2 separate regions of the Homo sapiens genome follow, and region 1 is linked to region 2. Evidence: read pairs that join two places in POLR2A ChIA-PET (ENCODE). Cell type or tissue: MCF 10A. All regions are shown on one strand. Each heading gives the region's core, and the rest is flanking DNA. Links, peaks and the distances in the headings are about the cores only. Region 1 overlaps GNLY (granulysin). Region 2 holds the start of VAMP8 (vesicle associated membrane protein 8).

Region 1 (8,170 bases), core at 4,171-8,170, 120 kb after region 2:
ATAAGGGCTTTCTTTCCTGACAGGGTGACCTGTTGACCAAAACACAGGAGCTGGGCCGTGACTACAGGACCTGTCTGACGATAGTCCAAAAACTGAAGAAGATGGTGGATAAGCCCACCCAGGTGAGGCCAAGGGGCTACAGAGCCTCCTGTCTGCTGCTCAATGGAGGGGCCAGCCTGTGACCAGGTCGGGGATCGGGGAGCCCGGGGGCACCTTGCACAGTGATCCTGGGGGAGGGCTTCCTAGAAGGGAATCTGTGAGTCCCCGTGTGTCTGTGGATGAATTTCAGAGAACTTGTGAAATTGTGACTCTCTGGAACTGTGTAAGTCAGACGGCAGAGTATACATGGTTTTCATCATGTATCCTCAAAGAGGGCTTGTCCCAGAGAAGTTAGGAATCTTCCCCTAAAGCCCTAACATTTGTGTCCAAGGCAGAGTTTGAGAAGCTAGTTCCCCAAGAGGCCTGGGTCAGGACTGATAAATCCCAGATCTGCTACTTCCAAGCTGCATGGCCTTGGGCAAGTCACTTCCACTTTCTGAGCCTCTGTTATCTTATCTTTGAAATGTGATGGATAATAGTCCCTATCTTGCAAGTTGTCAAACCCTTTTTTTTTTTTTTTCCTTGAGATAGGATCTTACTCTGAGACCCAGGCTGGAGTGCACTGGTGTGATCTTGGCTCACTGCAACCTCTGCCTCCCTGGCCCAAGCAATTCTCCTGTCTAAGCCTCCTGAGTACCTGGGGCTCCAGGTGTGCGCCACCATGCCCAGCTAATTTTTGTACTTTTGTAGAAACAGGGTCTCACTGTGTTGCCCAGGCTGGTCTCCAACTTCTGAGCTGAAGCAATCCACCTGCCTTGGCCTCCCAAAGTGTGGGATTACAGGCATGAGCCACTGCACCTGGCTGCTGAAGCTTTTTAAAAGAGCTGAGGGCTGGGATGTACTTAGCTCCACGTCCAGCACTGAGTAAATGCTTAACGAATGACTGTGTTACTACCAAGAATTATTGTTTCACTCTCCCTCCTTCCCTCTCCTCTGCTGCCCCAAACTACTCAGCATCCTGGCACTGCAGGCTCGCACTTAGCCCTGGATACCCAGATTCATCCTCCTCCCCTGGGATGGCATAGAAGAGACTTTAAAACCAAATGAGCCAAGACTCCAAGCTCTGACCACACCTCCCACCCCACCAGTCTTCTCTATGCACCCCCTCTATCTGGAGCCCCCAGCCAGGTCCTGGACCCAGGTAGCTACATGGCAGAGCATTTAATGTGTGCCTGGCAGCCATGGGCACCATTCTCCACACAGAAGGCAGGGGACAGGTGCACAAGGCGCTGAGACCCCAGCAGGGCTAACTGTCCTTGTCTCAGGAGCCCTACCTGGCCAGTCTTGGGCCAGGCCTTGGGGACTGGGAGTAGGGGCTGAGCCCCGTCTGTACAGTCTCTGGCCCCATGGGCACCAGGTGCCAGCTCCTCGCACCCAGTACTCCCATTGCTAGGGCTGCTGGAACCTGCAGGGTGGCAGAGCTGGGCAGGACTCACCCTATAACCATGTCCACTGTGGTGCTGCTGCTGCAGAGAAGTGTTTCCAATGCTGCGACCCGGGTGTGTAGGACGGGGAGGTCACGATGGCGCGACGTCTGCAGAAATTTCATGAGGAGGTATCAGTCTAGAGTTACCCAGGGCCTCGTGGCCGGAGAAACTGCCCAGCAGATCTGTGAGGACCTCAGGTTGTGTATACCTTCTACAGGTGAGTGCAGAGGTGACAGCAGGGATACCTCCTGAGGGTTGGAGACAGCTTCCCCCAGGATATATCAAAGCTGCCTCCTTACTCCCCCATCTCCCAGCTTGGGAAAGTGTGGAGAATTGAGCAGATGGACTTTAGCTAGAAATGTTTGAGAAATACTGATTAGAGCTTGGGCTTCAGACACAGGTGGTCGTGGAGTAAAATCTGGTCTCCATCTCTCCCTGGCTGTGTGACCTTAAGCAAATAACTTGACCTCTCTGAGCTTCAGTTTCTTCATCTGTGAAGGGGAGATAGCAATCCTGATTTTTGAGATTGGAATGAGAATTGAAGGAGGTCACCGTGTGTGTGGACCTGACCCTGGGGAAATGTCCTCAGACTGAGGCTATTCAAGGTCATCAGACCCTCAGTCAAACTCCAATCCCAGCCCAGCACAGGCCCCTGGGGTCGGGAGCTGGGGCCATATCCTCCCCCACAATCCTGGGCCCTGAGATCTGGGCTAGGGAACCCTTCAGGCAGGGGAGCATGAGGCCTTTCCCTCCATGGCTGCCCAGGCTGTGCCTGGAGAGAACAGATCTCGGCTGTAGGAAATGGGGCCAGAAAGGGGCCTCGGTGATTGGCTCTGGCAGCTCAGCTGGCACTTGCCAATGCTCTGGGATTTTATGCTGGCAGATCGGGGGTCCCCACCATTTCCTGTCATTGGAGCTTGTGGCTTTTCTATTCAAGGCCCCACAACCTGCTCAGGCTGCCGACTGGCTTCCAGGATGTGCCTCTGGGTGTGTTCAGTAGGGTCAGGTGGCTCTGGGACCTTAAGCAAGTAACATTCTGAGTGCCTGCTTCTCCTTGAGGACCCACCACATCTGCCCACAGCTGGCTGTTCTCTCCTCTCCAGGTCCCCTCTGAGCCCTCTCACCTTGTCCTGTGGAAGAAGCACAGGCTCCTGTCCTCAGATCCCGGGAACCTCAGCAACCTCTGCCGGCTCCTCGCTTCCTCGATCCAGAATCCACTCTCCAGTCTCCCTCCCCTGACTCCCTCTGCTGTCCTCCCCTCTCACGAGAATAAAGTGTCAAGCAAGATTTTAGCCGCAGCTGCTTCTTCTTTGGTGGATTTGAGGGGTGGGTGTCAGTGGCATGCTGGGGTGAGCTGTGTAGTCCTTCAATAAATGTCTGTCGTGTGTCCCATACACTGTTGTAGATGTTATGGATTTAGTGGTGAACGAGACAACCTTAACAGCATTCACACAGTTAGTCGTGAAATGCTTACTGAGCACTCACCACAGCCATGCGTTATTCAGAAAGGCCAAGGCACACAGTGGCGATGTCCCCAGAAGCTCTCAGACCAGTGGGATAGACCAGCAGGGTTAGAGGTGTTTTTGTTTTGTTTTTGGTGAAAAGGAACAGAAACCCATCCTCTTGCTTCTTGCGACAGGCAGCCTTCCTTTGCGGTTTCGGGGGAGTGTATCTTTTAGGGCCCTTTTGGTTGCAAGCAACAGAAGTCTCAGCCCATTCTGGCCTAATCAAAAAAGATAATTTACTGGTTCAAATAATTAACCAGTCCACGGGTATGTTCAGGCACAGAATGATCCAGAAATGTGTGGCGTCAGCAGAGCCCCAGTCCTGTTTTATTGCAATTTTTCGTTCTCCCGACCTCTGTATATTGAAATTGTCTTCAGGTTCGCTTCTCTCTTGGCAGCAGAAATGGCTTCATCAGGTCCACACTTCACCTCTTTACAGTGCCTCCATCAGAGGGAGAGAGAGCTCCCTTGGAAAGAAATAGGAAGCTTCTTTCCCAGAAGGCCTATCAGCTATCTCCTCAGTTCTCATTGGCCAGTTCTCACAGGTCATTTGCCCACCCTCAGACCAATCACTGTGTCCTGGAGAATAATGGGGTACACTGATTGGCTTAAGCTAAGCAGGGCACACCCCTGGAGCTGAGGTGGGGTCCATCTCAACCCAATCACTTGGTTGACAATAAACATGAAAATCTGGGCTACTGTTGGTGGGAAGAGGGAAAAATGGATGCTGGCCACCCAAGGAGTATGGTGTGTTATTCTGGGTTCAATCAAAGAAGCTGTTCAAGGGGACTACCGATGGCCAAATCTGGGGCTATTTGAGCCTCAGAATAGATGATGACAAGAACAGATCGTAATCCATTGAATAAAGCAGAATCCATGAATTCATACAAATACAAATAATACATGAATAAATAAACAAGGGAAAAGGAAACGTGCTACCTTACAATACAATTACAGTTAATAAATGTAGACATAGTTGCAAAGTATATCCTACTAACATATTTGGTATAGTGAGTATATCATATACTAACTTGATTTTTTAAAAGTGTTTATTTATTTATTTATTTATTCTTTAGAGACAGAGTCTCACTTTGTTTCCCAGGCTGGAGTGCAGTGGCCCTTCTCAGGCATGATCTTAGCTCACTGTAGCCTCAAACTCCTGGCCTCAAGGGATACTTCCACCTAGGCCTCCAGAGTAGCTGGGACTACAGGTGTGCAGAACTGCGCCTGGCTCACTAATTTGATATTAATTAATACATTCCATTATTAGTTAACCTGACAGTGGAGAAGCCTGTCAGCTGATGAAAGTTACTCCCACCTCCCATGGGGCAAGTCAATATCATGGGCCTCATAATATAATGCTCTGAGAGAAATATAATACTACTTTTCCATTGTTCCTGCCGAAATGCAAAAATCATGAGGAAACATCAGAGCAACTCAAACTGACATTTTACAAAATACTTAGCATATCCTTTTTTTAAAAATTTTTTAAAAATTTTTTATTTTAGACTGAGTCTGGCTCTGTCACCCAGGCTGGAGTGCAGTGGCACGATCTGGGCTCACTGCAATCTCCGCCTCCTGGGTTCAAGTGATTCTCCTGCCTCAGCCTCTGAAGTAGCTTGGGATTACAGGTATGTATCACCACAGCTGGCTAATTTTGTATTTTTTATTAGAGAAGGGGTTTCACCATGTTGGCCAGGCTGGTCTCAAACTCCTGACCTCAAGTAATCTGCCTGCCTTGGCCTCTCAAAGTGCTGGGATTACAGGCGGGAGCCACTGCACTCTAGCCTGTCCTCTTCAAAAATGCCAAGGTCTTGAAAGACAAGTAAAGATTGAAGAACTGTTCCAGATAGAAGGAAACTAAAGAGACATGACAACAAATTGCGACACATGATCCTGATTTGGATCCAGACCTATAAAGAACATAATTGGGGCAATTTATAAAATGTGACTGGAATCTGTGATGGTAATATTCTGTTAATGTTAATTCCTGATTTTGATGGTTGTACTATGGTTATGTACGGCAGTGTCCTTGTTAGAAAATATACACTAAGGTATTCAAAGAGTAATAGGTCATCATATCTGCAATTACAATTTCTGAAATGATTCAGAAAAAAAGGGAATACATACGCAAAGAATGAGTGTGATAAGGTATATACCACATACATGCAATGTGGTAAGGTGTTAACAGTGGAGAATCCTGTTTAAGGGTAAATAGGGGCTCCTGTTTACACTGGGAGGTTTGGAAGGTGTAATCTCCAAACTCCATGGCAAGTTGCAAGAATGCAACTTTCAAACTTCATGTTGAAATGTGATCCCTGGCCGGGCACAGTGGCTCATGCCTGTAATCCCAGCATTTTGGGAGTCCTAGGTGGGTGGATCACCTGAGGTTGGGAGTTCAAGACCAGCCTTACCAACATGCAGAAACCCCATCGCTACTAAAAATACAAAGTTAGCCAGGCGTGGCGGCACATGCCTGTAATCCCAGCTACTCGGGAGGCTGAGGCAGGAGAATCACTTGAACCTGGGAGGCCGAGATTGCGCCATTGCGCTCCAGCCTGGGCAATGAGGACGAAACTCCATCTCAAAAAAAAAAAAAAAAAGACATGTGATCCCCAATATTGGAGGTGGGACCTAGTGGGAGGTGTATGAGTCAGGGAGGAGGATCCCTCATGAATGGCTTGGTGCCATTCTTGTGGTAATGAGTGAGTTCTTGCTCTATTAGTTTCTGTGAGAGCTGCTTGTTAAACCTCCTCTCTCTCTTTTTTCTCACTATGTGATCTCTGCACACACTTGCTCCCTTTCTCTTCTGCCATAAGTGGAAACACCTTTTTATTGAGACGGAGTCTCGCTCAGTCCCCCAGGCTGGAGTGCAGTGGCTGCTGCAACCTCTACCTCCCAGGTTCCTGGGTCCAAGTGATTCCCCTGCTGTTGAGACTATTATCATGAAGAGATGTTAAATTTTGTCAAATGATAGTTCTGTGCTATTGAGAGGATCATGTGTTTTTCATTTTTAATTTTACTGATATGATGAATTTTATTACTTGACTTTTGGTTGCTGATTTGCCTTGCATTTCTGGATAAATCTTACCTGGTCATGGTATATAATTGTTTTTATGTGTTGCAGGATTCAGCCTGCTAGAATTTTTTTTGAAAATTTTTGTATCCATATTCAAAAGAGATATTGGTCTGTAGTTTTTTTTTTTCTTTTGATGTTTTCATCTGGTTTCACCTGGTTTTGGCATCAGGGCATCCTCTTCTAGTTTTTGGAAGAGTTTCTGAAGAATTGGTATTAATTCTTTAAATATTTGGTAGAATTCACCAATGAAGACATCTGGCTTGGTATTTTCTTTGTGAGTCATTGTTTTGATGACTAATTCAACCTATTTATTATAGGTCTATTCAGATTTTCTGTTACTCTTGCATCAGTTTCAGTCATTTGTGTCTTTGTAGGAATGTGCCCATTTCATTCTAAGTTGTCTAATGCATTAGCATAATTAATTAGCATAATAGTATAATCCTTTTTCTCTCTGTAAGGTCAGTTGTAATTTCCCCTCCTTCATTTCTGATTCTAGTAATTTGCAGCATCTCTCTTTTTATTGTGGTCAATCTAACTAAAGACTTGCTTTTTCAAAGAACCAACTTTTGATTTCATCTCGTATTCTCAAATATTGTTTCTAGTCTCCATTTTAATAATTTCCACATTTCCACTCTAATTTTTTAAGTATCTCTTTTTTTCTGCTTGCTTTAGGTTTAATTTGCTCTTCTTTCTCATGTCTTTTTTTTTTTTCCATTGTAACCTTGAACTCCTGGGCTCAAGCAATCTTCCTGCCTCAGACTCCCAAGTAGCTAGGACTACAGGCACAGGCCACCATGCTCAGCTAATTTACTTTTCTTTTTTTTAGAGATAGATCTCGCTATGTTGCCCAGGCTGGGTTTGAACTCCTGGCATCAAATGATCTTCCTGCGTTGGCCTCTCAAAGTGCTGAGACTACAGATGTGAGCCACTGCACCCAGCCTTTTTCCATTGTCTTAAAATGGGATTTCTGAGACGAAGATTTCAAATCTTCCTCTTTTTCATTATAGGCATTTACAGCTACAAATTTCCCTTTTGGCACAGCTTAAGCTACAACCCGTAAGTTTTGGTGTGCTGTGGTTTCATTTTCTTTCACCTCAAGGTATTTTCTAATTTCCCTCTTGATTTTTCCTTTAATCCATTGGTTATTTAGGAGTGTGTTGTTTAATTTTCACATATTTGTGAGTTCCCCAAATTTGTTTCTGTTACTGATTATTAGTTTTATTCTGTTGTGGTCAGGGAACATATTTTGTATTCTTTCTATCCTTTTTAATTTATTGACGTTTGTTTTATGGGCTACCACATAGTCTATCCTGGAGGTGTGTTTCCCCACTGCTATCTGGACTCATCTGCACTCCACTGTTTCTGATGAGGAGGCACCTGTTAATAATTGGGGGTTCCCTTGTAAGTGATGAATTGTTTTTCTTTTGCTGCTGTCAAGATTTTCTCCCTGTATTTGGCTTTCAGCTTTTCTTTCTGTCTCTCTCTCTTTCTTTCTCCCCTTCCTTCTTCCTTTCCTTCCTTCCTTCCTTTTCTTTCTTTCTTTCCTTCCTTCCCTCCCTCCCTCCCTCCCTCCCACCTTCCTTCCTTCCTTCCTTCCTTCCTTTCTTCCTTCCTTTCTTCCTTCCTTCCTTCCTTCAACAGAGTCTTGCTCAGTCACCCAGGCTGGAGTGCAGTGGCACCATCTCAGCTCACTGCAACCTCCACCTCCTGGGTTCAACCGATTCTCCTGCCTCAGCCTCCCAAGTAGCTGGGATTACAGGCCCCCACCATTATGCCCAGCTAATTATTTTTTGTATTTTTAGTAGAGACGAGGTTTCATCATGTTGGCCAGGCTGGTCTCAAACTCTTAACCTCAGGTGATCCACCCACCTTGAACTCCCAAAGTGCTGGGATTACAGGCGTGAGCCACTAGGCCCGGCGGCTTTCAGCATTTCTAATGTGATATATTTATTTGTGGATCTCTTTGCATGTATCCTATTTAGAGTTTATTGAGCTTCCTGGGTATGTAGATTGTTTTTCAATAAATTCGTGACATTTTCAGCCATTATTTCTTCAACTAT
Region 2 (15,653 bases), core at 5,154-9,153:
CAGGGAAGAGATCGTGCTGCTGGCATTAACCAGGAGGCAGGAGCTGGTGGACCAAGGAGGTGGTGGATATGAGAGGCACGACCAAGAATGAACCAATTGCCTGATTTTTGTGCCCTTGTAAAAAATTTTTTTAAAAAAGTATGAACTAAGGCTTGGTGACGACCTTGCATGTGAAGGATGCTTTGTGGTTCCTAGCTTGAGAAGCGGGTAGAATGGGAGTCCCACCCAGGAGGAGGAACATGGAGAAAAGATAAAGGGTTTGGTTTGGGTGTTGGAGGTGTCTGTGAACTGTCCAGGGCATTGGAGAGGCAGCATTGGTAGTTGAGGGAGAGGCCCGGGCTGGAGATAATAAATTTGGGGATTTTTCATAAATGGCTATTGAAGCCGTAGAGGCACTGCACTTCCCTATAGGGAGACCAGGGTTTTCTCAGCCTCAAAACAATTGCCATTTTGGTCCAGATTCTTTCTTGTGAGAGGGTGTCCTTTGCATTGTAGGATATTTTAGCAACATCCTTGGCCTCAACCCACCAGATACTAGTAGCACCCCTACCCCCAGCTATAACAACCAAAAATGTCTCCAGACATTGTGAAAAGACCCCTGAAAGGTAAAATAACCCCTCTGAGAAACACTGCTCTAAAACAGAGTGGTTCTCTTCAGAAGTCGGAAGAAAGATTGCCAACGGGCCGGGCATGGTGGCTCATGCCTGTAATCACAGCACTTTGGGAGGCCGAGGCGGGCGAATTGCAAGGTCAGGAGATCAAGACCATCCTGGCTAACACGGTGAAACCCTGTCTCTACTAAAAATACAAAAAATTAGTTGGGCGTGGTGGCACATGCCTGTAGTCCCAGCTGTTCAGGAGGCTGAGGCAGGAGAATCGCTTGAATTCGGGAGGTGGAGGTGGCAGTGAGCCGAGATAGTGCCACTGCCCTCCAGCCTGGGTGACAGAGCAAGACTCCATCTCAAAAAAAAAAAAAAAAGAAGAAAAGAAAAAGATGGCCAAGGGCAGAATCTCTGTGTTCTAGGGGCACATTCAGAGAGGAAGAGGGCACATTAGGAGACAGGTGGGATGGCCAGCAGCATAACAGGCTACAGAGAGAAGGTTTGGAGACAGAAATGAACCTTGGCAGTGGTGAGAACTTCATGATCCTTCAGGAATCAGGTTCAGTTGAGCCTCCTGAATGTACCTTTTCCTTGTTCTCCAGCTTTTTTCCTCTGAGATATAGGAGTAAACTGCCCACCTGGGGCATAAATCAGAAGACTGGGATATATGCCAAGGGTTATGTACCTGAAAGTTTGCTTGGTTGCCTTTTCAGGTGGTAATATTCCCTTTCTCTTAGTTTCTCATTCAGTTTTCTCCATTAGTGTCCTTTTTCTCTTTTCTTTCTTTCTTTCTTTCTTTTTTTTTTTTTTTGACGGGGTTTCGCTCTTGTTGCCCAGGCTGGAGTGCAATGGCACAATCTTGGCTCACCACAAACTTCACCTCCCCGGTTCAAGCGATTCTCCTGCCTCAGCCTCCCTAGTAGCTGGGATTAGAGGAATGTGCCACCACGCCCAGCTAATTTTTTGTTTTTAGTAGAGACAAGGTTTCACCATGTTGGCTAGGCTGGTCTTAAACTCCTGACCTCAGGTGATCCACTTGCCTTGGCCTCCCAAAGTGCTGGGATTACAGGTGTGAGCCCCTGTGCCCCGCCTTTTTTTTTTTTTTTTTTTTTTGAGATGGGGTCTGGCTCTGGCTCTGTGAACCAGGTTGGAGTGCAGTAGGGCACGATCTCAGCTCACTGCAGCCTCCGCCTCCAAGCCTCAAGCAATCCTCCCACCTCAGCCTCCCGAAGTAGCTGGGACTACAGGTGTGGTCACCATGCCTAGTTAATCTTTACATTTTCAGTAGAGACGGGGTTATGCGGTATTGGCCAGGCTGGTCTCTAACTCTTGGTCTCAAGTGATCCGCCCGCTGCAGCCTCCCAAAGTACTGGGATTACAGGCATGAACCACTGCACCCAGCCTATTCTTAATCCTATTTTGCAAATGAAGTGACTTGCCCAAAACTGCACAGCCAGGGGTAGTAGTGTAGAAGAGCAGGAGGTCAGATGTCACCCTAGTCTTTTTATCACACAGGGAATTGCTAGGAAGCTGGGGCTTTATCCTGGAGGCAGGGTGGAGCATATTTAAATATCTGTTTTGGGAAGATAGCAATCAGCCACAGAGGAGTAGATGAGAAAAGAAAGGTGAGTTTAGAGGGGATTGGAATTGTTCAGGGAAGAGATCATGCTGGCATTAACTAGGAGGAAGGGGCTGGCATTAACTAGGAGGAAGGGGCTGGCATGGAAAGGAGGAGGTGTATATGAGAGGCACAACCAAGAATAAACCAAGATTTGGCCCATTGCTTCTTGGGCTACAACTCCTATAACCAAGCAGTTCAGCAGTTTTTCCTTACAAAGTCACTTCACTGAATATATATATATATATTATGTTTGAGGCTGGGGCGGTGGCTTACACCTGTAATCCCAGTGATTTGGGAGGCCGAGGTGGGCAGATCACTTGAGGTCAGGAGTTCGAGACCAGCCTGCCCAACATAGTGAAACCTCGTCTCTACTAAAAATACAAAAATTAGCTGAGCATGGTGGCGCATGTGCCTGTATTCCCAGCTACTTGGGAGGCTGAGGCAGGAGAATCACTTGAACCCAGGAGGCAGAGGTTGCAGTGAGCCGAGATTGCGCCACTACACTCCAGCCTGGGCAACAAGAGCAAAACTCCTTCTCAAAAAACAGAAAAAGAAAAAAGAAAAAGACAGGGTCTCACTATGTTGCTCAGGCTAGTCTCGAAATCCCAGGCTCAAGCAATCCTCTCACCTCAGCCTCCCAAAGTGCTGGGATTACAGGTGTGAGCCACTGCACCTGGTCTACTGAATTTTTTGAGTGCTAAGCACAGATGATGAGGTAACTGAGGCTTAGAGTTGTTATGCAAGTTTGTCCCAGGTCATGTAAATATTAAGGTATGGATCAGCCACCATGCCCAGTGATAAGCCACATTACAATATGTATTTTAACATTTTTCACTAATCACATAATTTACATTTTTCTACTGGCCAAATTTTAAAAGTAAGAGAAACAGGGCTGGATGCAGTAGCTCATGCCTGTAATGCTAACACTTTAGGAGGCTGAGGCAGGAGGATCACTTGAAACCAGGAATTTGAGGTTACAATGAACTATGATTGTGACACTGTACTCCAGCCTGGGTGACAGTGAGACCCTGTCTCAAAAAAAATAAATAAATAAATAAAAATGAATTTTAAAAAATAAAGAAACAGGTGAAATTATTATTATTATTATTTTTTTTTTTTGGAGACAGTCTCACTCTGTTACTCAGGCTGGAGTGCAGTGGCGCCATCACGGCTCACTGCAACCTCTGCTTCCCAGGTTCAAGTGATTCTCTTGCCTCAGCCTCCCGAGTAGCTGGGATTACAGGCAAGCGCCACCACGTCCAGCTAATTTTTGTATTTTTAGTAGAGACGGAGTTTCACCATGTTGGCCAGGCTGGTCTCAATCTCCTGACCTCATGATCGGCCTGCCTCAGCCTCTCAAAGTGCTGGGATTATAGGTGTGAGCCACCATCCCCGGCTGAAATTAATTTTATTTATTTTATTAATCTTTTATTTAACTCAATATATCCAAACATTATTTCGCCACATAATCAATATATAAAATTATTATTATTATCATTATTAGTGACAGGGTCTATCTCTGTCTCCCAGGCTGGAGTGCAGTGGCACTATCATAGCTCACTGATGTCTCACACCCCTGGGCTCAAGTGATCCTTCTGTGCTAGCTCTCCAAGCAGCTAGGACTATGGACATGCACCACTATGCCTGGCTAATTTTATTTTATTATTTATTTATTATTGGTTTTTTTTTTTGAGATAGAGTCTCACTCTTGTTGCCCAGGCTGGAGTGCAATGGTGTGATATCGGCTCACTGCAGCCTCCACCTCCCGGGTTCAAGCAATTCTCCTGCCTCAGCCTCCCGAGTAGCTAGGATTACAGGCATGCGCCACCATGCCTGGCTAATTTTGTATTTTTAGTAAAGATGGGTTTTCTCCATGTTGGTCAAGAGCTGGTCTCGAACTCCCGACCTCAGGTGATCTGCCCATCTCGGCCTCTCAAAGTGCTGGGATTACAGGCGTGAGCCACGGTGCCCAGCCAATTTTATTTTTTTAATTTTACTTTATTTTTATTTTATTATTATTATTATTATTATTATTACTTGAGACAGAGTCTCACTCTGTCGCCCAGGCTGAATTGCAACGGTGTGATCTCGGCTTACTGCAACCTCCGCCTCCAAGGTTCAAGCGACTCTCCTGCCTCAGCCTTCCGAGTAGTTGGGAATACAGGTGCCCACCACCATGCCCAGCTAGTTTTTGTATTTTTAGTAGAGATGGGGTTTCGACATGTTGATCAGGCTGGTGTCAAACTTCTGACCTCAGGTGATCCACTGCCTCGGCCTCCCAAAGGGCTGGGATTACAGGCATGAGCCACTGTGTCCAACAGTTTTATTTTTTTATAGAGACAGTGTCTTGATATGTTGTTGCCCAGGCTTATATATAATATTTGCTGAGCATGGTGGGTTATGCCTATAATCCCAGCACTTTGGGAGGCTGAGGTGGGAGAATCACTTGAGGTTTGGAGTTTGAGACCAGTTTGGACAACACAGCAAGACACTGTCTCCAAAAAAAAAAAAAAATTAACTGGACATGGTGGCCCTTGCCTGTAGTCCCAGCTAACTGGGGAGGATGAGGTGAGAAGATTGCTTGAGCCCAGGAGTTCAAGGCTGCAGTGAGCTTGAACACACTGCACTGTACTCTAGCCTGGATGACAGAGTGGGACCCTGCCTCTAAAAAAAAAAAAAAAAAGCTACAGGGGTCCGAAGTTTGTTTAAAGCTTTTAAAAAGGCATTTGTGGCCGGGCGCGGTGGCTCACGCCTGTAATCCCAGCACTTTGGGAGGCCAAGGCGGGCGGATCACCTGAGAGGTCAGGAGTTCGAGACCACCCTGACTAACATGGTAAGACCCTGTCTCTACTAAAAATACAAAAAAATTAGCCGTGCCTGGTGGCATGCACCTGTAGTCCCAGCTACTAGGGAGGCTGAAGCAGGAAAATCGCTTGAACCTGGGAGGCAGAGGCTGCAGTGAGCCGAGATAGCGCCATTGCACTCCAACCTGGGCAACAAGAGAGAAACATCTCAAAAAAAAAAAAAATTATTTGTGTCTGGATGTGGTGGCTCACACCTATGATCCCAACACTTTGGGAAGCTGAGGAGGGAGGATTACTTGAGAACAGGAGTTTGAGACCAGCCTGGGCAACATGGTAAGACCCCCATCTCTACAAAAAGTTTTAAAATAAATTAGCCAGACATGGCGGTTCGCACCTGTAGTTTCAGTTACTGGGGAGGCTGAGGCAGGACGATCGCTGTAGCCCAGGAGTTCAAGGCTGCAGGGTGCTACGATCATGCCACTGGACTCTAGCCTGGGTGACAGAGGGAGACTATCTCAAGAAAACAAAACAAAATAAACAAACAAAAAAAGTGTTTGTTGGAGAAGCTGACATTTCCTCCTTGGAACTGATTTCTTCTGGAATGGGTCAAGAATGTTCGTTCCCTTCTGAATGTCCCTGTTATTGTTCTTCTGTCTTGATAAACACTGTCAAGGAAGATCAGATTTTCTCTGGCCTGGAGCCAGGTTAGTGGAAAAATCCTTTGCCTTGGGCCCCCTGCTCTGGTTCACTGGGGCAGTCCTCTGATCACTGACTGGGATCAATTACCTCTGCGGTAGCCCCTAAAGGGAAATGCAGAATTGCTGAACTCTGGAAGGGAAGGAGAGGTTTGGTGAGCCATCATTATAGACACTGTGCTAGTGGCATTGCACTGCACATGCTATCTTTTTGCTTCTTTTTTTTTTTTTTTTTTTGAGGCAGAGTCTTGCTCTTGTCACCCAGGCTGGAGTGCAATGGCATGATCTCAGCTCACTGCAATCTCTGTCTCCCGGGTTCAAGCAATTCTCCTGCCTCAGCCTCCTGAGTAGCTGGGATTATAGGCAACTGCCACCACGCCTGTTTATTATTTTGTATTTTTAGTAGAGACAGGGTTTCGCCATGTTGGCCAGGCTGGTCTTTAACTCCTGACCTTGTGATCTGCCCGCCTCGGCCTCCCAAAGTGCTGGGATTACAGGCGTGAGCCACCACGCCCGGCCTCTTTTTGCTTCTTACCAGCACCATCTGAGCTAAGCATCAGCACCTGCAAACTCCACAGAGGTGAAAAGTTTCCCTGAGGGGCCTGTAACTAGTAACCCAGAACTTTCTGAATCAGAGCCCAGGATCACAGTATTCCAGACTTCAGGGATTTTAGTGCTTTCTGCCACCCAGGGACCTGGGAACAAGTGTTATCCAGCAATACATTTTCATAACTGCATTTTGTTTCCCTGTGAGCTAGGCCTGGCATGGTTGATCTCAGTCTCTAGAAACTGGAGTCAGATATTCAAGACATTACAAGGAGATGGCTGGTGGGGCATCATGGCTCCTAGGACTTTGGGAGGTTGAGGTGGGAGGATCGCCTGAGCCCAGGAGTTTGAGACCAGCCTGGGCAACATGGTGAGAACTCGTCTCTATTTAAAAAAAAAAAAAAAAAAAAAAAGGCTGCCCTTTCTAGATCAGGAGGTCCAGCCTCTGGAAACCTCGGAGGGCTGCTTGATCTTTCTTTTCTAATTCCTGACAAGTTAGAAGACCTTTGGCTTCTGAGAACCCTATTACTTTAAGTTTAAGCTCTTGTTTGGGAAGCCACTGGGAGGACAGTGAAGAATGCCCGCCTACCTGGGGAAACCTGAGTTAGGTGTGGCTGGAGCGACTCGAGATGCGAGGTGGGCGGGGGCAGGCTGAAAGTTGGAGCAAGCAGGAAGTGAACTGAGGGCCACCCTGGGAGGAAGCCGACTAGGCGAATTCACTTACTGACCGGCCTGGGCTGCTCTGAGACATGGTGAGCCAACTGGGAACTAGGAAAGGGCTGGTTTAAAGAGGAGCCAGAGGGGGCTTGGGACTGGGGGTTGGCTGTGTCGGGGGAGGAGAGTTGGTGGCAAAGTTAGAGGGCTGGGCCAGTGCTGCTATGGCCTCTCTTCTTTGACAACTTGGCTGCAAATAGCTCTGAGCTGTCCTGGCAGGTGTTTCTACTCCTTCTCCCTCCCTCCCCTGACCTCTGTGCTGGTGGGGAGCTGGGCTTCCGTGCCAGCGCCGATGGGGGCTCCGAATTCCAGGCAAAGAGTTGTTGTGCCTTCCTCCTCCAGGGAGCCCGAGGCGGGTGTTGTGACACCACACCAGGCAGCGCCTGGGCAGTTCCCAGTTCAGATTCCAGCCCAGCGGCAGAAGCTCTCCTCTCCGGCCTTTCACTTTATCCCCACACAGAAACACAAAGGATTTGTGTGTCCACTGAGTCCTTTGGGTGTCCTTTCTCCATTAACATGGAGAAGAGAACTAAAGGTTTATAAGAGAACCAGAAGTTGGTTCTCTGTGATAATGTAGTTCTGACCCATGCCACTGGCCTATTTTTGGAGGTCAAGCGGGGAGGAGCTAAATACTATTTTTCTCTCCTTGTTCAAAAACCTTGTCATGAAGCCTCCGAGATGAGACATCAGCCAGGGAGGACTAGTCCTCCATTTCCCCCAACACCCAGGCGGGTATTTTTATTTAATATCTGCATAAGCAGGCGGTTGCTTGGTGCCTGCACGTGTCGCCCAGTGGTGGGGAAAGCAGAAGTGTGTGGCTCAACGGCTCCAGGCGCCTTCTGGGATACTTGGTTGCCTGTTGTTCTGGGTCACAGCAATGGCATTGCGGCCAGGGCCGTGCTCCGGCAGCTGGCTTAGAGGGACAGATGGGTGGGGCTGGGTGAGGGTGTTCTGCTGGCCAGCACAGACACTTTCAACCAGGGTCCCAAGAAATCAGGAAAGGGGGGTGGCTCTGGGAATTGTAAATAGTGGCGGGCTCTGCTCTGGAAGGGAACATTGTGAGATGCTGGCCCTGCTGTATTCTACGGCCCTCTCTAGGGAGCAAGGAAGCAGTGGGGAGGGATTTAGTGATGTGCTGCTTTTCCTTGTCAGGGGCCCTAATAACCCCAAAAGAAGTTTGATCTAGTCTGTTCAGCATCACATCTCACCTTCTGGGGCTTACAAATGCATTTATTTTTGATTACAGAAGTAATACATGAAAACATTCTCTTTGTAAACATTTCAAGCATTTTACAAAAAGCTTAAGTCTGCCTGAGGCCTTACCCTCCCCAGATCTCTGAGCCCAAGTCTCCAGTTCCCCCACCACTTGGTCTAATTAACCCCGTGTTGCCGCACAGGAGGAAGCCAGTGAAGGTGGAGGAAATGATCGTGTGCGGAACCTGCAAAGTGAGGTGGAGGGAGTTAAGAATATTATGACCCAGAATGTGGAGCGGATCCTGGCCCGGGGGGAAAACTTGGAACATCTCCGCAACAAGACAGAGGATCTGGAAGCCACAGTGAGACAGGGAGCCCACTGGGGGCTGGAGGAAAACAGGGAGGGAGGGAATTTCTTTTTGGTGGGGCAAAATGGACAGGAGGGCCAGAAGTTTGACATTTCTGTTGCCTTTCACCTGGTTTGGGAGCTGATGTGAGCTGAGTCTCCACTTCTGAATCTGCTCTGCTCCACAGATTGTTATGGATCCCAGGGAATGGATCCCATGACTGGGGCTTGAGGTGGCAGCTCGCCCATAGAGGCATGTTCTGAGACCGAAAGCTCAGTCAGCCCATGCATTCTCAGGCTTCTCTCCCGGGAAACTTGTTTTCCCTTTGAAGCCTGCCCATGACAATCATCTGGGTCTGACCTTCCCAGGGCAGAAATATTGGCTCTGAGGAAACCCCCGCTGTGGCCTCTAGCCTTCTCTAGGAGCTGTTAGACAAGGGGTGGGAAATTGCTGGCGTCTTGCTGAGTAGGCTTTAAAAAGAAGGGGGAAAGAGCAGTGAAATGCTTTGATCCCAGGGTCCCCTGCTAGATGAAGGCTAAAATAATATCTCCCACACATCTTGCTAGACCTCATTCTTCTCTCTCTCCAGCCAGGGGCTGAGGCCAGCTGTTTCAGGGAGGAAGTAACTCCAAAGTTGAGCAAAGTCTGGAGCCTCAAGTTCTGTGTTCAGCGGGGAGGCTGGCTCTGGCTTTCTGAGTCCTGTGTGAACTCTTGGCTCTTGGGTATTGCTCCCTTGTCTCCCTGGGGCTCATTGCCTGTTTCTGTAGCTTAATTGTAGCTTAATTTGGGGAGCATGGCCCCGGGAATTTTTTTTTTTTTTTTAGACAGAGCCTCACTCTGTTGCCCAGGTTAGAGTGAGTGCAATCTTGGCTCACTGCAAACTTCACCTCCTGGGTTCAAACGATTCTCGTGCCTCAGCCTCCTGAGTAGCTGGGATTACAGTGTGCACCCCCACACCTGGCTAATTTTTTGTATTTTTAGTAGAGACGAAGTTTTGCCTTGTTGGCCAGGGTGGTCTTGACCTCCTGACCTCAGGTGATCCACCTGCCTTGGCCTCTCAAAGTGCTGGGATTACAGACTTGAGCCACCATGTCTGGACAAGCCCCAGGAAATTTAGTGTCTATAACTTGAATTGCTGGGCATGGGGAAGAGTGGGTGGAGGAGGAGGAGTTCCCTTACTTCCAACCCTCTATCCTGTCCTGGTCCCTCCTCCAGCCTCAGCAGTCCCGATGGGGCAAGGAGTCCTGGAGCTGCGAGATGTGCCCACCTGGAGCCTGCACCCCTCAGTCCCAGGGTCTGCCCTCCCAAGGGCAGATTTTGCTGCCAGTGTTGTACCCTTGGGTGTAAGCAGGTGTCGAGGACCCCTCAGTGTGCAGGGGTAAGAAGAGAAAGGGGACCCCTAGTCATATCTAGGTGGAGACCTCCTAGGATCCTGAGAATTCTAAATTTCAACCCGGCCTTCCAGATTTTTAGGAAGGTACATTTGTCAAGGTAGGCAGATACAGCATTTTTTTTTTTTTTTTTTTTTTTTTGAGATGGAGTCTTGCTTTGTTACCCAGGCTGGAGTGCAATGGCGCAATCTCGGCTCACTGCAACCTCCGCCTCCCAGGTTCAAGTGATTCTCCTGCCTTAGCCTCCTAAGTAGCTGGGATTACAGGCGTCTGCCACCACACCCGGCTAATTTTCTTGTATTTTTAGTAGAGAGGGGGTTTCACAATGTTGGCTAGGCTGGTCGCGAACTACTGACCTCAGGTGATCCACCAACCTCGGCCTCCCAAAGTGCTGGGATTACAGGCGTGAACCACCGCACCCGGCCAGAGCATCTTTTATTTAGCAGTTTGTTACCTCAGCTTACAGTGTCAGTATTAAGATGTATGGCTTGAGCTGAACGTGGTGGCATGTGCCTGTAGTCCCAGCACTAGGGAGGCTGAGGTGGGAGGATTGCTTGAGCCCTGGAGATGGAAGCTGCAGTGAGCTGAGATTGTGCCACTGCACTCCAGCCTGGGTGACACAGCCAGACACTGTCTCAAAAAACAAACAAACAAGGCCAGGCGTGGTGGCTTACGCCTGTAATCCCAGCACTTTGGGAGGCCAAGGCGAGTGGATCACCTGAGGTCAGGAGTTCAAGACCAGCCTGGCCAACATGGTGAAACCTCCTCTCTACTAAAAATACAAAAGTTAGCTGGGCGTGGTGGTGGGCACCTGTAATCCCAGCTACTCAGTAGGCTGAGGCAGGAGAATCAATTGAACCCAGGAGGTGGAGGCAGCAGTGAGCCAAGATCGAGCCACTGCCTGAGTGACAGAGCGAGACTCCATCTCAAAAAAAAAAAAAAAGTATGGCCTGTGGGCTGCACTTGTACTCTTATAATCTTGTTCCAGTGGGAGGAGCCACTGGGTCACTCACTCTGCCTTTTCCCCAACAGTCTGAGCACTTCAAGACGACATCGCAGAAGGTGGCTCGAAAATTCTGGTGGAAGAACGTGAAGATGATTGTCCTTATCTGCGTGATTGTTTTTATCATCATCCTCTTCATTGTGCTCTTTGCCACTGGTGCCTTCTCTTAAGTAACAGGGAACCTCTCCCACCTGCCCTTCTCTTCAGGGACAACCCTCCATAAATGTGTGCCAAGAGGGTCTCCTTTCCTGTCTTCCTCTACAGAGAATGCTGCTCGGTCCTCCTACCCCTCTTCCCGAGGCCCTGCTGCCATGTTGTATGCCCCAGAAGGTACCTTGGTCCCCCGGAAGGAGAGAAAAAAGAGAGATGGACTGTGGCTGCATTTCTTGGGTCCTTAGAGTGGGCTGGAGAGACCTAGAGGGCCCAGCATGTGGCTGGGAAACTGTTGGTGGCCAGTGGGTAATAAAGACCTTTCAGTATCCCTATATGTGTGAGGCACTTTCTCTCTTCCCATTTTGCCTTTGGCTTTTCTATTTCTTTTCTTCCTGAGGATACCTTCTGGCTAAAATTCTCTCATCTGAGGTCCAAGTTGTTGGAAGGGCAAAGAGTATATGTTTGGAGAAGAAAGTTGGAGCCCCCACCCTGTCTTTATTCCTCCCAGTTCCATTCATTGTCACAGGTCTCAAGAACAAGAATTTTCTGGGAGTCTTGGCATATGGAAAGTTCAAAACCTTCATAGCATTTTGGGGTGGTATGCAAGATTTTTAAGTGTTCCCATTGGGTCCTGCCATGGCCCTGTAGTACTCTTCTTCTGGAATTGTTAGCTGAGGCATGAAGCTGGTTGAAATCCTCCTGCCTCTTCCACCAGAGCCATCTCTCTTCAACGACCCTGTAGTCTAGAGCCGAGGGGTGGAGGAAATGGACTGCTATTCCTTTCCTTGTGCTTCTGCATGTTTTATTTGTCTTTTCTCTGTCCTTGTCTTCTGGGACTTAGCAAGGCCTCTGGGTCTCAGTTGTCCTGAGGGGGCAAGCATCTCTCCTTGGCATCCCATGGCTGGGCACAGTCAGTCAGTCAGTGTCACAGGACAGGGCCAATGGCTCTTCTTCCCCTCTGTGCACAATAAGCCTTTCTGTCTTCAGGCCCCCCTCCTCCCTACCAGGTTCCACCATCACTGTCACTTTTTCCAGTGCCCAGTCCGCCTTGGTTTGCAGGGAGGGTTCTTGCTATCTCTGTTCCTGTTTCCTCCACAGGCTTTCCAGAATTGGAAACAACCTGTTGTCAGGAAGAAGGGGAAGGGTTGAGAGTCAGGGTTTGGGACCAGATTGGCAAGTCAGGCTCTGGAAGAATCATGCTCTGAAATTTGGGGAGGGAGGAGGAAAGGTCAGAAAAGACCCTTGTGATATTTTTATTTTTATTTTTTCAGAGATAGGATCCCACTTTGTTGCCCAGACTGGAGTGCAGTGGTGTGATCATGGCTCACTGCAACCTCCATCTCCTGGGCTTAAGAGATCTTCCTGCTTCAGCCTCCCCTGTAGCTGGGACCACAGGTGTGTGCTACCACACCTGGCTAATTTTTGTATTTTTTGTAGAGACATGGTCTCACTGTGTTGCCCAGGCTGGTCTCAAACTCCTGGGCTCAAGCAATCCTACCACCTTGGCCTCCCAAAGTGCTGGGATTACAAGTGTGAGCCACTGTGCCCAGGCTTGGGGTAGTCTTTGCTACAACATGTTAATCCTCTCTCTCCTGGATTCAAGGTGTAAGGAACTGAAGTGAAGCTTCTGCCTTGGGACCCAGGCTGTCCAAGGTGGGGGTGAGTGTCTGTGAAACCCTCTTGGTCTGGGACTTCTGTATTCACAGAGGCTCAGCCCCAGAGAGGGAAACTTTCAATTCTGTTGGTCAAGAGAGGCCTCACTTGAGGGACCAGGCCCAGTGGCTCACACCTGTAATCCCAACACTTTGGAAACCTGAGGCAGAAGAACTGCTTGAGGCCAGGAGTTCGAGACCAGCCTGGTCAACATAGTGAGACCCTGTCTCTCTCAAAAAAAAAAAACAAACAAACAAAAAAAAAAAAACGAGGGACCTTATTTTAAGATGTCCGAGGCAGCTTGGAGTAGTGGAGAACAGGTAGCTGGTGGTTTCTCTGTAGCAGTGAGAGGACAGGATGGGTAGATTCGGCTCAGGAAGGCTCTGAAGTGGTAGTAGATACACCAGCCTCCCCCATCCTCTGACTGAGGAGCAAGTGCATGGCGGGTGCATGACAGCACAGAGCTGCACTTGCCCTCATGGTGAGGAAAGACATACAGAAAGGCTAGAGCTAGTACTTTGCCCATGTGGGGCTGCTTTCTTTTTGAATAGAGGTGAAAGTCACACAATGTACAGTTTGTTATTTTAAAGTGTACAGATCAGTGACATGTATTCAGAATGTTGTGCAACCACCACTTGTCTTTAGTTTCAAAACTTTTTGGGTGCCTGTTTTTGGTTCTGGGTGAGATGCACTCACCAGGGTGATAAAGACCCTGCCTGGCTTGTTCATGGCGTCTCCAGGACCTAGTATGGTGCCTGACCGTGGCACTCATAGGGTGTTTGTTGAGTGAATGAATGATGCCTTTTCAGCTGAACTCGAGCTAGAAGACTCCAGGGCTCACTCCACTGTGCCCATTCCACAGATCCGGCCCCGAGGTGTGCCCGTTCACCAGGCAGAGGTGTCATCCGAATTCAGGCTCCTGGGGCCCGGGAGGGTCCGACTCTACGGACCCAGGTCGCTGTGGCCCATCGCTTTCGATTTGACTTGGTTTCTGTCGCCACTCGCGGAAGGCGCGCCCCCCGCCCTCGCTCGGCGGCCCGCCCCGCCCCGCCCCTGCTCTTCCTCCGGGGCCGCTGGCACTGCGGCCGCTCCGCAGGCAGAGAAGCCGGGAGCGGGCGAGGCGGCGGCGGCAGCAGCGATGGTGAGGGCCCAGGCGGGGCCGGCCAGCCCTGCGACGGGCAGAGGGCGAGTGGCGAGGGTGGGAGAGAGGAGTCCAAAGTCCGCGGGCTGGGGCCTCCCCTGGGGCCCACGAGGGCCAGACCTGAGGCGGTGACCACTGCTGGAGCAGGACGGGGCGGACCCTCCACTCCCTGCGCGCCGCATGGGAGAGAAATGCGTGAGCCCCGTCCTGGCTGCACCGCGCAGAGCGAGCGGGACTCGGGCTCCCCATTCTCCTGAAGCAAAGCGGTTAAGAGCACCGACTTTGGAGTCGGACTCCGGGCTGGGATCCCAGCTCTGTGACCCGGGACAAGTCACTTAACCTCCCTGAGCCTCCTTTTCCGCGTCTGTGAAGTGGGGTCAGTAATACCTGCCTTGTTGGGTCCTTGCGAGGTTAAAGGAGCCACAGTGGCAGAGACCCGCCTGGCACTCAGAACCCACTGCTAAGAAGTGGTAGGAAATGTAACGACCTCGTCAGCCCTTTCCGCAGCTGTGAGGAGCCAAGCCTGGCTCAGGAGTTGGAAACTTGAGCAGATGGGGTGGCAGAGGCCATTCCAGCCCCATGGCAGGGTGTTGGAGGGCGAACTCCTCCCCTAGAGAAAGAGAAAGGGAGATGTTTACTCTGAAAGTTCCACTGAAGTTATCAGTGTATGGCACAGGCCTGACTCCCTGCTAACCTCTACCTAGTGACACATTCCTGAGTTGAGTCATCCCCACTCCTGCTGCAGATCCTGGCCTTTGTCCTCACTTGCCATCTCCAAGGCAAAGATGTCAGGAACAGCTGGTGCCAGTTTCTCCCTTTCCCTAGGGCTCCTGGGAAAATGGACTGGGCAGGAAGTAGGCTTGGTGCTTTAAGATTTTGCCTTGGAGAAACTGACAGAGGTGTGATGGATGTGGCCTGGCTAGGGGTCAATGCCTGGATGGCCTTATCTCCAGGGAACTTGGAGGCAGGAAGAGGAAGTGGGGCAGGAAGGTAGCACTGAGCTCTGAGGCCAGGCCAGGAAGCTGAGGAAGGCTCTGAGAATAGGGCAGAGCCCAGAGCCCACTTAAGGGTGTGCAGGGCAAGGGGTCAGGCAGGGGTAGGGGTGGGCTTCAGCCGGCCCTTAGCTCTTTGGGAGAAGCTCCTGAAGTGAAGGCTGAAGGCAGGATATTTTATTGGGGGAGGAGGATACTGGGAAACCTGGGGATTCTCACGGGTACATTTGAGGCAGTCTGTGGAGGAGAGGCTGGGGAGGTCGCTCCTCCACCCATCCATCTCCTAGCCTCTTCCTGTTTCTTCTTTCACTCTTGCCCCTTTAGCGCTTTCCTTCCTTCCACCCATCCCCTTTCCCTCCCTGGTCCTTCTTCCTTTCACTTTTCTTTTCTTCTCTATGACTCATTCAACCAACAAGGATTTCTTGGAAATGTCCTTCATGCCAGCATGGTGACAAGTATAGGGGACAGAGCAGGAACAAAGCAGTGATGGGAAAGATGGAAATGGAATGAATAATTACTTGAATTCATTAATCTTGTAGATGATCCTCTCTCCAAAGAATGTGTGTGTTGAGCCACAGGCCTCCCTCATATGCACACAAATTAGGTTGGTAGCATCAACCAGATTCTTTAGCCAATCAGCTAAAGTGTCTGACCTCCTTGTACCTGCATCTAATTTAGCACACGGGTTACAAATGTGGTGCCTGGAGTCTGTGTTGGTTCAACTCCCAGATCTTCTACTCACTGGCTCTGTGATCTTGGACAGGTGATTTAACACCTCTGAGCCAAAGTTTCCTATA

What was found. ChIA-PET counts read pairs that join two places held together with the same protein. Peaks named below come from ENCODE experiments on the same cell type or tissue, not always from the same donor. Only the 100,000 strongest peaks of a DNase experiment are listed, where the experiment ranks them.
Region 1: POLR2A ChIA-PET joins it to region 2 with 5 read pairs; 2 of 35 experiments call an interaction of 5 or more read pairs at or near these places.

The regions. Positions count from the first base shown.
Region 1 is chr2:85,695,935-85,704,104 of GRCh38, forward strand. GNLY (granulysin) reads left to right here. Exons shown (of 5, transcript NM_006433.5): 3 at 24-122; 4 at 1,572-1,743; 5 at 2,630-2,918. The coding sequence ends at 2,640. Among named protein-coding and RNA genes, the nearest start is that of GNLY, 5.7 kb to the left of the region's middle. In MCF 10A, for the core only: no CTCF peak of the experiment used is centred there; DNase peaks (open chromatin) are centred at 5,717 and 6,407.
Region 2 is chr2:85,570,630-85,586,282 of GRCh38, forward strand. VAMP8 (vesicle associated membrane protein 8) reads left to right here and starts at 6,957. Exons shown (of 3, transcript NM_003761.5): 1 at 6,957-7,020; 2 at 8,380-8,538; 3 at 10,947-11,402. The coding sequence starts at 7,018. The coding sequence ends at 11,087. VAMP5 (vesicle associated membrane protein 5) reads left to right here and starts at 13,802. Exons shown (of 3, transcript NM_006634.3): 1 at 13,802-13,864. The coding sequence starts at 13,862. RefSeq lists enhancers at 6,809-7,088, 7,849-7,988, 8,249-8,388, 9,025-9,678, 9,679-10,333 and 2 more and a silencer at 13,724-14,073. In MCF 10A, for the core only: no CTCF peak of the experiment used is centred there; DNase peaks (open chromatin) are centred at 6,902 and 7,352.